2 separate regions of the Mus musculus genome follow, and region 1 is linked to region 2. The links are chromatin contacts, found by Hi-C in ENCODE. All regions are on one chromosome and are shown on one strand. The core of a region is the stretch at or near the end of the contact, and the rest is flanking DNA. Distances in the headings are between cores, read along the strand shown. Region 1 overlaps Rac2 (Rac family small GTPase 2). Region 2 overlaps Ncf4 (neutrophil cytosolic factor 4).

Region 1 (7,245 bases), core at 25-2,524, 300 kb after region 2:
ATTGGCAGTGTCTATACTGTTAATGTAATCTTCTAAAAGACTTTCCCAGAATTCCTTTCACCATGCTCATCAGCCACAGTCATGGTCCACAGAGACAGTGGCAGACCTTCTGTCGTTCATACGACGCTGGTTTTGCAGCCACAAAGAGTGGAAGGGTTGTAAGATCACGGAGGCAACCACGCAGATTCCAAAGAAAATCCTGGGAGGCTGGGGACGGGGTTGTGTCTGGGTCAGCCCCAAGAGTCCCCTCTTGTGTGAAACTGGGGAGAAAGGTGAAGATGCTGTGGAGACCAGGCCAAGCTGGAGATGCCAGAGACTTGGAAGAGCTGCCAAGGGAAACCATGAGCAGTGAGCAGAGCCAACCCAGGAAAGAGGCAGTGTGCATTAGAGCCAGCAAGGCCAGAGCAGTGAGATATGTGCCAGGACGTTCACATCATGACACCGTGTGCCCCAGATGCAAAACATGATATACAGGATTTGACATTTGACCTGTTGGGTCTTTGGCCTCACATCTTTCTGTTCTCCTGCTTAACCATGAGCTTTTCTACCAGTGCCTAAATTCCAGAAATAGACTCTGAGACTGAATTACTTCTTCTTCTTCTTTTTTTCCAAATGCAGATTAGCAGCATAGCTTTATTTTCTTCAGCAACAAACATTGAAGCACCAGACTAAATGGCCCCTAAGTGCCTGAGGATCAAGTCAGGAAAAAAATATTAGGCCCCCACATTTATGCAGTAGTTACTATTTCTAGAATCTTTTCCCTAGGGAAAAATATATTGCTTAGGAGGAGATGGAAATAAGGTCAGACATGGGTCCCCAGCCAGACTTAATGGGAAACCGGGGGCCCAAAAAGCTGTATGGTGTTTACCACTAGGGAAAGCTGGTCAAGAAAGTTGATGATGGAAATTCGGAGGAGTCGAGAATCTTCCGCGATCCAGCGTACCTCCAGCAGGCAGCCGCTCACTTTAAGCTCCTTCCCTACCAGTCCTCGGTGTGGTTCGACATCTGGAACTAGGGACCCACAGGCGATTTCTGCCTCCAAAGAGGTCGGGAAAGGCACGAAGAGGGCAAATCTACGATATCGGCTTCCAGGCCTTTGGGTTAAAGGCACGATGCTTTTGCTGGGATTTCGGGAGGCTTCCAGTGCTCTTCCAACAGGGTGCGCTCCACTGGGAATAACTGCCTTTGTGCCTGCATTACCAGGACAGCAGCGGCTAGTCGGACCGTAGGCGCCATCTGCAGTGTGGCTTAAACCTGTGTGTGCTGTCTGCATTTCTGCTGCTGTTCCTCCTTCCAACCCACCTTCACGTTACCAGCCCGCCGCCTCCGCCATTGCTGCGGCCCAGAACCCACCTTCGGAATTACTTCTTGAATTAATAAATGGCTAAGCCACAAGCTTGGGCTTGTTCCCCGACTAACTCGTAACTCAATTAACTGTTTATTCTATTTCATGAGTGCCACACGGCTGGCTACCTCTTCTCAGTTTCATAAATCTGTCTCCTCCGAGTTCAGGCAAATATCCTCCCACAGCAGACTCTATCCCAGAATCCTCTCTTCCTGCCAAGACTCCCACCTCCTACTTCCTGTCTAAGCTAATAGGCCAGTAGCTTTTTATTGACAGGTGATGCTCCCACCCAGTGCACGAAAGAGTCTCTCTACACCCTGTTCAACCCAAAAGAATAAGAGTGTTTACTGTGTGGTGTTATATACTTTTGAGTTTGTCAATTTGCCTGGACTCTCAGTTTCAGTTTGAACTTTTGATCAATATTAAAATTGTTGAGACGTTTGGAGAAAACCTCAGTGCAGTCCGGGGTATGAACAGGGCAGCCGTGTTGAGTAGACTGGTCGTCTTCTGCAACCGTCTTTATTTGGAGATTAAGTGTGATCTAAGGAAATGCATTAGGTGTCAAACTGACATGGGCTGGGACTGCAAAGGTGAATCTCAATTATCAAGTTGATTGAATTGAGAGACACCTAGGAAATTCATAAAGAACAGCCTGAGTGTGATCATTTCCAGAAACGACTAGATAATGGAGCCTCTGAGTTAACCACTGATTTAACCCCCCGAGAGTCTAATTTCAGACAGACTGTTGGGAAGTGGAACTGCGGAACGTACGGCGCAGGTCACTCAGACCGTGGTTCGGAAGGGTAAACCTTGGTCCTGGCTCTTTGTTCTTTATCCGTTTGCTGGCAGATTACAGAGATGAGCAAGCTCTGCTCCACCATGTCCTTCCTACATGGTGTTCCAGCCTCGCTACTGGCCTAAAAGGGAAGAATTGACCAACCACCAACCAAAGCCTTGGAAACAAGCCAAAGCAAATCTTTCTTCCCTTAAATGCTATATCTTGGCTAACTTGTCCCTGTGGAGGGATTACCAAGTAAGATCGAATTCACATCTTCCAAACCCAGTGTGGCTCTTCACCCTGGCTTTCTTGAAGCAGGCTCAGAAGGTTAACTGCTCCTCAAGCAGGCTCTTCAGTGTCCTAAGCCATCACTGTCATCGACAGCCTACAGTGTCCAGATCCAGACACCCACCCCCCAGTTCCAGGAGATGGGCTTTCTCTGTGTCGTTTTGATCTGCACCCCTCCCCGATCCTTCCCTCTTCCCATCATGCCCTGAGGTCTAGCCTTCACCGCCCTCTGCTCTATAGTTCAACTACCAGGATTTGAGGTCATAGCTGTCTCACAGTTTCTCTGCACACAGATTTTTTTCTGTTTCTTCTGTCCTCGGTTCGTGGCCACCTTTCCACAGGGCCAGGGTATAAGGACTTAGGGTATATGTACCATCCCATGGTATACCAACCCTGGATGCACTGACCCTCAGACCAGAGCTCTTCCTTTCTGTACAGAAGATTCTGATGTGTGGAACAAATCACAAGGGCAAAGGTATCCACGTGTCTGTCTCTCCTGACCTCCGAGCCCCTGGTGAGAAAAGACTGGGCCTCATCCTTCTCTGTGTGTGCAGTCTTAGCACAGAGGAGTGGGGACACAGGAAGTGAATAGAAGCCAGTGTTCTTCTATGCCTTGTGGCCTTTTGCCTTCCTGGGGGTCCTCTCATGGCATCTAGCTCTGCCTCGCCATCTGCAGGACCCTTTATTGTGTCCTTTACTGACATCCCATGAAGCCTGTGTAGAGGCAGGTGGGGGTGGGGAGACAGAGCAAAGCCGCAGACATCAAGGTTCTCCAGACTCAGAGCCTGCAGAGGAGCTGTGCTGCTCCCCCTCATGATCCGGGATGGCTGGGCTCATCCAGGCCGCTCTCCTCACTCACATTAGTAGTAGATGGGGCAGTCAGAGGGGACTCAGCTGATGTGGCACACACAAGATGGATCACGGGCATGGCTACACCTTGGTGGGCAGTAGAAACCTGCTTCAGCAGGATGGCAGATTATGGGCATGGCTGGTTCTCTCTCTCTCTCTCTCTCTCTCTCTCTCTCTCTCTCTCTCTCTCTCTCTTATATATTCTTTTATCCATTCCCTCATTTGTGTCAATCACTCAGGAGGCAGAGGTAAGCAGATCTCTGCAAGTTCAAGGCCACCCTGATCTACAGAGCAAGTTCCAGAAGAGCCAGGCCTATAAAAAAGAAACCTTGATCTTGAAAGCAAAACAAAACAAAACAAATGACATTATAGCTCTGGATGAGAACCTGAATCAGGGACTGAGTGGCTATGTTGACAGAGCACATGGGACTGAAAGCACAGGGGACAGCTACACAGAGGGACCACTTCCCTGTTCTCTGCTGACATGGGGACCTCCTATATAGCCTGTGAGCTCCTGAGGGCACGGTGCAGCCCCCAGACTCCATGACAGTCTGTCAGATGAGTCCCGGCTCCAGCGAACAGCAGATCTTAGGATGACACTTGGGGTGGCACAGTCTGTGACACACGATCCTACTGAGACTTCCCGGTGCATTTGGAGCGGGGACTGAGAGAGGGAAAGCAGGAGGCATCCTGGGAAAGACGTCACTGCTGACCAGAGGAAAGGGCCAAGGCTCAGCTCAGGAGGGGCAGTGCAGTTGGGGGCTTGAATTAGGGGACCCTAGGATGACAGTCATCCAGGCTTGACTTGTGAGTGTGGACGTGAGATGGTGGGGCTAAGAGGTCCCTGCTTCGGAAGAAGGAGCAGGAAGCAGCTAGCTGGAGGCTGAGAGCTTTGGAAGAGATGGAGGTCTGGTCCAGCAGGTGCTTACCTCACTCCTGGGCCATGATGCCATGGACAAGAGGGCTGAGCATAGAGTAGAGAGCCCCGGCCCCTCCCAGGCCACACACTGTGTGCTCTGGTACCAGGTGAATGCTGTGGAGCAAGCCTCACTTCTGAGCCTACCCAGCAAGCACTTCCTCCTGTTTCAAAACCATCTCACAGCTTGTCATTCGCTGCTCAGGAGGCCTCTGATCCTCAGCCGCTCAGGGTCTAGGGCCTCAGGTACTAACAGGGAACATCGGTGGGAAGTCTGGCCAAGTGTGCTAAAAACGAGTAACTGGGTCCTCCAGCATTCATTCTGGAAGCAAGGCTGATGCAGGCTAACAGCACCGGCCCGGTTTATCTTTCTGTCTCTGTCTGAAGCCGTTGGCTTCTGCTGTTGATGCTGTAGGCTGCAAGCTCACCAGGTGACAGTGGCTGCTCTGGACATCCCATCAGTTTTCAGAGCAAGAGACCACTTTTGTTATCTTTCTTCCAAGAAACAGCATCTCTGACTGACTTTCCTTGTGTGGATGTGGTTGGTGAAAACAGTGTGACCTCGGAGCCCCAAAGGCTGAGAAAACACGTATATTTACTTTAAAGGTTTAGTTTTGTTTTTAATGGGGTGTGTGTGTGTGCCCACAGAAGCCAAAAGAGGGTGTCAGATCCTCCTCCAGGGAGGTGGAATTAGGAACAAAACTTGGTTGCTCTAACAGCAACAAGCACACACACTTAAACAGCCTTTCCTCTCACTGAAAACAAGTATTTCATCAATGCTGAGCACACTGCTGTCCTGCCCTAAACTGGGATTCTGTAGGCAAGGAGAGAGGAATGGGGGAGGGGCAGGAGGGGTGGGAGAGGATAGGGATGGGTGGGAGGGATGGGAGAGGATAGGAGGGAGTGGGAGGGATGGAAGGGGTGGGAGAGGGAGAGAGGAGTGGGAGGGGTAGCAACCGTAAGAGAAGGTAGGGAGGTTGGAAGAGAGAAGGAGGGGTGAGACAAGCAGAAGGGGCAGGGCGGGGAGGGGCAGGAGGGGTCAGGCTGCTTTGTCCATCAGAGCACTGACCCCTAGGCTTTCCAGGCCCTGTTTCCTCCTCTGCAATGGCTAGCAGCACCCCAAGTGACCAAATGCAGGACTGAGGTTACATGTGCGGTGAGGGGGTGGAACAGGTATTTCATGTCATTACTCTTGGGGTAAGGCAAAGACCCCAGGGCAGCTGGGGCGGGGAGCTGAACACCCACAGCAGGAGCCCACCCAGCACACAGGGGAGTTTAAGGCACACAGGGACAGGGCCTGGGTGGGTGGGCAACAGAAGGAGAAGAAAGGTCACTAGTGGTGGTGGGGAGTCCGGTCAGGGTTTTCTCGGTTCTTGGCCTCTTAGTCAAGGAACCGAAATAAAATTCCACACAAATTGCAAAAGTATCGGGGACTTTATTCAGATTAAAGTGAAAGCTGAGATCTGGGTGAAATAAGCTGTCAGGGTGACAGTGGGCTGGCTGTGTGCTCCACAACTCACACAGAGGCTCAAGGTAACAGGCCGGGGTTTGCCTCCTACAGAAGGGGGCGGGGGAGGAGGAGGGGGAGGTTTAGCTACTTAGAGGCTTAGTTTGAGAGGTTCTGGGCTTAGATCTACGGTTTTGAATCATGTAAGGTTTTGCTTAGTATCATGCACTAGAAAAGGAGCAGAGAGCTAAAAGAGGGACTCTGGGTGCACCCCAGGTCTTTAACTCCCCAAAGCGATGGGGGTGCAGGTCCTCTCAACCGTGTTGGAGAACACAGCACCTGTGGGCTTAAAACCTTTCTTTCTGTGTCAGAGAAATCTTGCCCTCCTGTGAGCCAAGCTAAGAACAGAAGCTTCCCTCACTGGGCCAAGCCCCTCCAGAGGTGGAGTCCCTTAAGTTTGGGGGGGAGGAGTTGGGGGGCAGCTCTGGAACTCTTGGAGACAGAAAATGCTGAGCTCCTTAGGGCTAGCTTTCCAATGTCGGGGGAGCCATTTTCTCTCAGCCTCGGAGACTCAGGGCTGGGGGGTGGGGGAGGGGTGGAGAACAACACATATGTCACTGAATCTCTGAGACTATGGTAGCACCTGACACAGACAGGCCATCAAAAGTGTGTTGGGAGAAGGACGTGGAAGCTCAGACAGTGCCACGGTCTTGACCATAGATTGATAATTCAGGGAAGATGTAGGTAGGACTGTCTCAGGCCCAGGCCCTGGGTGCCTGATATGGACACCACATCAACTTCCATAGAACTCTCTAGTAAGAATTTCAACCTTATCCAGGCACGGAAGTATACATCTGTAAACCCAGAATTTAGGAAGCTGAGGCAGGAGGATGGCAGGTCTGAGGTCAGCCCAGGCTATATAATAAAATCTTATCTCAAAAACAAATGAGCCGGGCAATGGTGGTGCACGCCTTTAATCCCAGCACTTAGGAGGCAGAGGCAGGCAGATTTCTGAGTTCGAGGACAGCCTGGTCTACAAAGTGAGTTCCAGGACAGCCAGAGCTACACAGAGAAACCCTGTCTCAAACAAAACAAAACAAAACAAAACAAAACAAACAAACAAAAAAAAACAAATTTAAAAAATCTGTTTTTCTTAGTGCCAGCTGGGGCAGAAACTGTCCCTGATAATGGTAGAAAGGACACTTACCGTGACCTCTGACAGTCGGGGGTTATAGAACCCTAGCTACTGGATACCCACCCAGTTTTAAGAAGGTTGTTCCCTAAAGAATTTATTCCCCCAACGCCACACACACCCATTCTATACCCCAGCTCCCTGGCATCACCTCTGCTCCTGGCTCTAACACAACTCACAGCCAGCCACAGTGCAGCCTCTCTCTGACACACTTGTGTGATTGAAGGTGGGCCTAAGACAAGCTGGTTCAACCAGAGTGACCTTTCCTTAGAGCTTGCCTGGGGCAGACATCACCTGAACTTGACCTCGGAGGATCAAGTCCCAAGAATCAATGGCCAGAAAAATGAGCCTGGCAGCAGCAGGCAGACCCAAAACAGGCAGGAAGCCAGGCTCCGTGGTGTCATCTGATCCCTTCGCCCCACCTTGATCA
Region 2 (7,305 bases), core at 3,220-5,719:
AAGGGGGTTTTAGAACTGTGAACCTGCTTCTAGGTTGTAATCCTGAGGGATTTCCCACAGAAATCTGGATGCTTCTGGAACTGTAGCTCCTGTACAGTGGCCTCAGCGCTCCAGGGTACCTGAGCCCTGTGGGACTGAATTGGTAGCCATGCCAGTCCCCACTGCTCCATGTCCTCACGCCTTAGTCACACTGTGTGCACATGGGCAGAGAGAGAAATGTGCTTTGTCCTGCAAGCCCTCCCCCTTTCCTCACCCTGTCCCAATCACTTCTCGGACCTGCCCCCACCCCCACCCCATCCAAGCACTGTCTCTCCTTATGATTCATTGGATAGAGTGCTTGCCTAGCATTTGAGAAGTCCTGGGTTTGTTCCCCAGTATCAAATAAAATAGACATGGTGGCCCACACCTATAATCCCAACACTTAGGAGGTAGAGGCAAGATGTTCCAGTCATTCTTGGTTACATAGCAAGTTTGAGACCAGTCTGGGCTACATGAGCCCTGATATGAGCACCTCCGGTGTCTCTGGATGCCCCAGCTGTGTTACTAAGCTGTGTGGCTCTGTGCAGATCCTTTTCCCTTTCTGATCCTAGCTTACAGGTTTCTGGTGTAATCAGCCTCCTTAATCGACCTCTGGAGACCTTTAGGTGATTTCAGATGACCTCTTAAGCCAGCATCCCTCCCCTCCCCACTACCCGCTCACGCTGGGCCAGGAGCAAAGCTTGGGAATTGTCTCCTTCAATCGCTGAGGACTAGTAACGTTTTTGTTTTTGTTTTTTGTTATCAGCTGAGAATGCATTAGCAGAGATGGTAGACGGGGTGGTGTGTTGATAGGGCTGTCTAGATCTTTCCGTCGACTGCCCACCTGTCCCTCCTCACACAGAACCTCCTGAGCCTGCCGGTCTGCGTGCTGATGGACCCCGACGTCAGGATCTTCTTCTATCAGTCTGCATACGATGCTGAGCAGGTGCCCCAGGCACTCCGCAGGCTCCGACCGCGCACGCGCAAAATGTAGGTGGCCATCCCTGCACTTCTGATCCCGCGACGGAGTCCAATCTCTCTAGCCTCCAGGAGTCGCTGTTGCTTCTTGTTCCAAAGACTCCAGTGCTCCCTTCTCACCCTGTTCCTCTTAGAAAAATGAACCAGGCAGGCCTTGAGGCACCAAAGTAGTGAAATGGTGCTCGTTTCCGTTCGAGCCACTTCTTTAAGAAGCCAAGGAAAAGCAGGCAGGAATCTTGAGCCCTGACCTCCGCCAAAGCACCTAAGAGGGCAGGGTCTGAATTCCGGCTTTGCAGGAGAGTTTGGCTCTGAGAGCCAGGTTGAGGTCTGGTGGAGACTTAAGGGCGCTGAGCCGTGATCCCCATTCCTTCTTCAAGCTCTCCCTTTGGGTCTTCTGTGGGAGAGCAACCTCACCTGGGGCAGTGGTGAGAATACAAGATGAAGGGCTAGCGGCAAGAGCAACCAACCATGACTAGTGGCTGCGCATAATCTTTCTCTCCCTGCATCTCCAGGGACCCACAAGGCTGATACCCCATTTTCTTTCCATAGCAAGGGTGTGTCTCCACAAGGGGCCATCATGGATCGCATGGAAGCGCCAAGAGCAGAGGTACCCACACACAGGCTAGACCTCATCCGCCGCAACTGTGGCGCCCTCCTGCTGTGTGCCACTGTGCACTTTGGATGGTGTTGGGTGCACAGCATGAAATGCCATGGCAAAGAACAGTGGGATGGATGCAGGAGGGCTGTAACCCATAGGGAGGCCAGCGAGGCGGGGGAGCAGGGCAAGCTAGGCACAGAGTTTGGATTCCCCCCTTCCAAATGTGAACCCTACCTGCTCTGAAAGGACCACCCACTTTGTAGTTGGGGGAGAGTAGGGTTTTAATCGAAGTCCTCTGCAAACAGAGGGGCTGTATCAGCACCCTTCCAAACCCTCAGTTTCCTTACCTACAGAGAGGGACACCACAGTGGTCAAGCCCTTCAAAGACTCAGCGTTCTCTCTGTCTCAGCAATGCTGTCCCTCTCCTCAGGCCTTGTTTGACTTCACTGGGAACAGCAAATTGGAGCTAAGTTTCAAAGCTGGAGATGTGATCTTCCTTCTCAGTAAGATCAACAAAGACTGGCTGGAGGTAAGCTGGGGAGAGGGGTTCAGAATCAGGAAGACTAACTAGAGGCAAGAAGGAGGGTGATGGCAGAGTACATGGATGATGGGGTGGAAGTGGAATTGGAGGTGAGGGTGGAGGTCAGATGGAGATGAGATTGGAGGAAGGGCTGAGGTGGAGGTGGAAGTGGAGATGAAGGTGGAGAGAGGTTGGATGTAAAGTTAGTGATGAGAATGGAGGTGAAGGTGGCAATGAAGGTGGAGGTGAGGATGGAAGTAAGACTGGAGTTAATGATGGGAACAAGGCTGGGGTTGATGATGGGGTAAGGGTGGGGGATGGTGGTAAGGATGGGGGTGAGGATGGAGGTGAGGATGGGGGTGAGGATAGAGGTGAGGATGAGGTGAGGATGGAGGTGAGGATGGGGTGAGGATGGAGGTGAGGATGGGGGTGAGGATGGAGGTGAGGATGGAGGTGAGGATGGGGGTGAGGATGGAGGTGAGGATGGGGGTGAGGATGGAGGTGAGGATGGAGGTGAGGATGGGGGTGAGGATGGGGGTGAGGATGGAGGTGAGGATGGAGGTGAGGATGGGGGTGAGGATGGAGGTGAGGATGGAGGTGAGGATGGGGGTGAGGATAGAGGTGAGGATGAGGTGAGGATGGAGGTGAGGATGGGGTGAGGATGGAGGTGAGGATGGGGGTGAGGATGGAGGTGAGGATGGAGGTGAGGATGGGGGTGAGGATGGAGGTGAGGATGGGGTGAGGATGGAGGTGAAGATGGGTTGAAGTTGGGGTTGAGGATGGAGGTGAGGATGGGGGTGAGGATGGGGGTGAGGATGGAGGTGAGGATGGGGGTGAGGATGGAGGTGAGGATGGAGATGAGGATGGGGGTGAGGATGGGGGTGAGGATGGGGGTGAGGATGGGGGTGAGGATGGGGGTGAGGATGGAGGTGAGGATGGGGGTGAGGATGGAGGTGAGGATGGAGGTGAGGATGGAGGTGAGGATGGAGGTGAGGATGGGGGTGAGGATGTGGGTGAGGATGGAGGTGAAGATGTGGGTGAAGATGGAGGTGAGGATATAGGTGAAGATGGGGTTGAAGTTAGGGATGAGGATGGAGGTGAGTCTGAGGTGAGGGATGAGGCAAAGGCAGAGGCAAGGTTAGAAGAAAGGTATTTTTGAGTGTTTTACAGGCAGACACCATGAGAGATCTGGGGAAGCCCAAGGATAGAAGTCCTCTGTTACAGTCCTGGAGGTCCTGGCAGGGTTGGGTGACCTGTGGGGTGTCCTGTTTTTGATCCAGATGTGTTGGTGAAGCAGAACATTCATGCCACAGCATATGTGAGGGAACAGCTTGCAGAAGTTGACCCTCTCCTGTCAGGCTGGTTGTGGAAGTGAAACTAGGGTTGTCAGACATGGTAGCACCCTCTTTATCCCCTGAGCCATTTCACAGCCTCCTCCCCCCACCCCTGCCATTCTCTTTAATTTCTTGATCACTAACAAGGCTTCTAGGAACTGACACTCTTTGGGGGTGGGGTGGGGTCGTGGAGACAGATAATTCCTGGGAAAGGGCAGGCTATTTAGGGAAGGAAAGGCAGTCAGGGTGTTTAGCAGTACCCTGGTCTTCCCACTAGGTGTCACCAGTGCACCTGGTCACAGCAATCACATAGGTTTCTCCAGGTTTGCTTTGTGGGGGTCAGACTTTCTCCACTGAGAGAAGTGAAGGCTCATATGTAATAATGTTACTTCCCTAACCAGCAGCAAGGATGACTGATTAAGAGTGGGTGTCCGTGCCTGAGGCAGCTCGGTAGAGGAGCTCTCACCTAGTGTGCAAGGCTCTGGGTCCCACTCACCATACTGTGAGACAACAGAAGATCTAATGCATTTCTAGCTGTCCTTGTGTACCTCAGGAGGTTGCTTAACCCCGTGGTTTCCTTTCCTGTGAATGATGAAAACAGTTTCTTCAGTGGTTCCCGTCAGGGACAAGGGAGAGGCGGATGTCCTCCAGGCCTTGGCCCCAGAGAGTCTAGGTGCCTCGTTCCCACTGCATGTGAGGGGACTGGGAAGTCTTGAATGTGACCCTGAAGCTGGGCCCCCTTGGGTGTTTCTTTGCTCCACACTGACAGGGAATGACTGTGCCAGGTCCCTGGGTCTGGTCATCTCTATCATAATATTGTCACCGTTGGACATTCTCTGGCCCTCACTGTGTCTGAAGGAGGCAGGGTTCCCGGTATCCTGAGGCTGGGCAGGAGTGGGAGTGGCAGGTGTAGGGATATAACACTTTGAGCTTCTGCCTCCTTGTGCACTGGGTCTCAGAAGCCATGTCCACCCGAGCAGTGACTGTTGTGACCACCACTGTCATAAGAGGAACTGTTGACCGCTTTACTGTCTTCTGGAAAGTCTTACTGTCTAGTGTGTCGTCACTGGCAGACCTCAGGCTGCAGGAAGGGCCTCTGTGGCGTAGGAAGAGGAAGGAGCCTCAGTCTGCGAGGCAGCGGGAAGAGGATGTGATTCCTGGGGCTGCGGAGATCAATCAGGCAGCAAACAGGACCTGAGCTCAATCCCAGAGCCCACACACTAAAAAGTCAGCCATGGTGGCTTGTGCTTATCATCTAGCTCTGGGGGAGACAGAGACAGAGACAAGCCCTGGGACTTGCTGTCCAGCCGCAAACCAGCTACAAATTGGCCAAGTTCCAGCTTGCTTTCTGTCCCTGTGATAAACACCAAGGCCAGAGGCAACTTGGGGACAAGAGGGTTTACTTGGTTAAGTTATAACGTTTCCATCCCTGAGCGAAGTCAGGACAAGAAATAACCTGGAGGCAGAAATGAAGCTGAGGCCATGGAGGGGTGCTGCTTACTGGCTTACTCTCCATGGCTTGTTCAGACTGCTTTCTTGTACAACCTGGGACCACCTACTCAGGGGTGCCCCCATACAGTGGGCTGGGCCCCCCACATCAATCGTTAATAATAATAATAATAGTAATAGTAATAATACTCCAAGGACTCTCCCACAGGCCAATCTAATGAAGACATTTTCTCAGCTGAGGTTCCCTCTTTCTAGACAACTCTCTTTGTGTCAGCTTAACAGAAACCAGTCAGTACGGATGAGTCCCAGGTCAATGAAAGACCCTGTTTCTTTTTATTATTATTATTAGGTATTTTATTTATTTACATTTCCAGTGCTATCCCAAAAGTCCCCCATACCCTCCCCCACCCACTCCCCTACCCACCCACTCCCACTTCTTGGCCCTGGCGTTCCCCTATATTGAGTCATATAAAGTTTACACGACCAATGGGCCTCTCTTTCCACTGATGGCCGACTAGGCCATCTTCTGATATATATTGGATGGATCCCAGGGCCCCCAATGGAGGAGCTAGAGAAAATACCCAAGGGGCTAAAGGGATCCCTATAGGTGGAACAACAATATGAACTAACCAAGACCCTGTTTCAAATAGGAAAAAAATGTAGATAAAGACTGGAGTGACATCTGAAGTAATCCTCTAGACTACATATGTACACATACACAGACACATGTATGTACACACTCACATAAATGCACACACATGCTCACATGCACATCTGCATATGCATTCGCACACATAAGTGCATGTATGTACTTACACACATACAAATACATAAGTATACACATGCCCACACACATATAAATATAGATACCAAAAAGAATGCATCTTCTGTCTCATGACCATGGAGGTTTTAAGTGACCACATGAGCAACACAGAGACAGGATTGGGTCTCCCCAGTCCTGCACTTAGGTGAGAGGCCCAAGCCTCCGGGTGACACCCAAAACCTGTGGAGGAGCATGAAGCACTTTCAGGTCTCTCTGCAGTCCCCAATGTCTGCCTCTTGCCCTGATTTCCCCTTTACACGCGTAGCCATTGACCACAGAGGGCTGCTCATGTGTCCCTGTCGTTCTGTGCCATCAGGAGTGCTGCATGAGGGAACAGTGCTTGTGTAACTCCCGGACCCATAGATCGGGCATAGTGGTGCTCGAGAACCTCTGCTGAAGGAAAGAATGGATGAGGAAGAGAAGAAAGGAAGAAGGGAGATGGGAGAGAAGGGAGAGGAGAGACAGGTGAGGCAGGGAGCTTCCCAGATAAGTTCAGGGCTCTTATAAAACTAGAGTGCAGGTCTCTGGGTTAGGCAGCCTGGTGAATCTCCTCACTTTGCCTCTCTGTGTTAGTTGGCTCTGGTCACTATAATAGAACGCCCGAGGCATCTAGCTTATGAAGAAGAAAGGTTTGCTATGGCTCACAATGCTGGAAGCTCCAATTCCTGCGCTGAGGTCCTGCATCCTGACAGGAGCGTGTGAGAGTAAAATTCTTGCATTGTGGTTAGAAAGAAAAATAAATAAGTAAAATAGATTAATTAATTAATTAAAAAAGAGGAAAGGAGCAGGTCCCCACTACTTGATTAAGGGAGCCCTCTCCCTAGCAAGAAAGGACATTTCTATTAGTATCTATTTCTCCAAGCTCCCACAACCACCCTGGGGACCAAGCCTTTGACACCTGATCTTTGGGGGACAATCTATGACAATCGTTGTTGTAAAGAGTGTGGGACTCTGAGACGTGACACTGGGTCTCACCAGCCTCTTCTTTCACTTCCAGGGCACCTCCCAGGGAGCCACAGGCATCTTCCCAGGGTCCTTCGTGAAGATCCTTAAGGACTTTCCCGAGGACGAGGACACCACCAACTGGCTACGATGCTACTTCTATGAAGACACAGGCAAAACCATCAAGTTGGTGTCCTGCTGGGAGAACGGGCCTCTTACTCCTCCCTGCCACCCCTACCATGCCACTGTCTCCCAGTCAACGCTCCTGTGTTGTCTCTCCCCTCCCCTGCAGCTGCTGCTGTGGCTCCCAGATAAACCATAGTGCTTTAGCAAGAGCTTGTTTCTGGCACCACACACGTCCCTCTTCCACCCTGATGCTTGTCTCTTCTACTGTCCCCCTTAGGGACATTGCGGTGGAGGAGGACCTCAGCAGCACGCCCCTGTTCAAAGACCTGCTAGCGCTCATGAGGTGAGAGGTTGGGAAGGGAGGGAGACTTTGGAGGGCAATGCGCTAGGAGGGGACCTGTGACAGCTCCAGTCTCTGCAGTACACGGTGCCTTAGAGAGGAGCCAAGCAGGCTGCAGAGGGCAAGGGCTCAGTGGAGGTCCCAGTGTGTGACTGTGGATCTGCTATCAGAACATCT

The links. A loop is a pair of places that touch in the nucleus more often than their neighbours do.
Region 1: a loop to region 2 is called in a map of Patski, with 2.7 times the contacts of the local background. The contact joins two enhancer-like sites. A Hi-C loop is called at or near these places in 2 of 37 maps with a recorded cell type or tissue (Patski and T-helper 2 cell).

What each region holds. Positions count from the first base shown.
Region 1 is chr15:78,553,576-78,560,820 of GRCm38, forward strand. It overlaps Rac2 (Rac family small GTPase 2), which reads right to left. Exons shown (of 7, transcript NM_009008.3): 7 at 5,594-7,245. It also overlaps the pseudogene Gm6723. Among named protein-coding and RNA genes, the nearest start is that of Sstr3, 13 kb to the left of the region's middle. Within about 2 kb of position 1,275, at least 1 of the 3 ENCODE cell types and tissues checked has a DNase peak (open chromatin) inside an H3K27ac peak, as active enhancers do.
Region 2 is chr15:78,253,907-78,261,211 of GRCm38, forward strand. It overlaps Ncf4 (neutrophil cytosolic factor 4), which reads left to right. Exons shown (of 10, transcript NM_008677.2): 5 at 881-1,008; 6 at 1,546-1,603; 7 at 2,025-2,123; 8 at 6,718-6,848; 9 at 7,066-7,131. Among named protein-coding and RNA genes, the nearest start is that of Ncf4, 13 kb to the left of the region's middle. Within about 2 kb of position 4,470, at least 1 of the 3 ENCODE cell types and tissues checked has a DNase peak (open chromatin) inside an H3K27ac peak, as active enhancers do.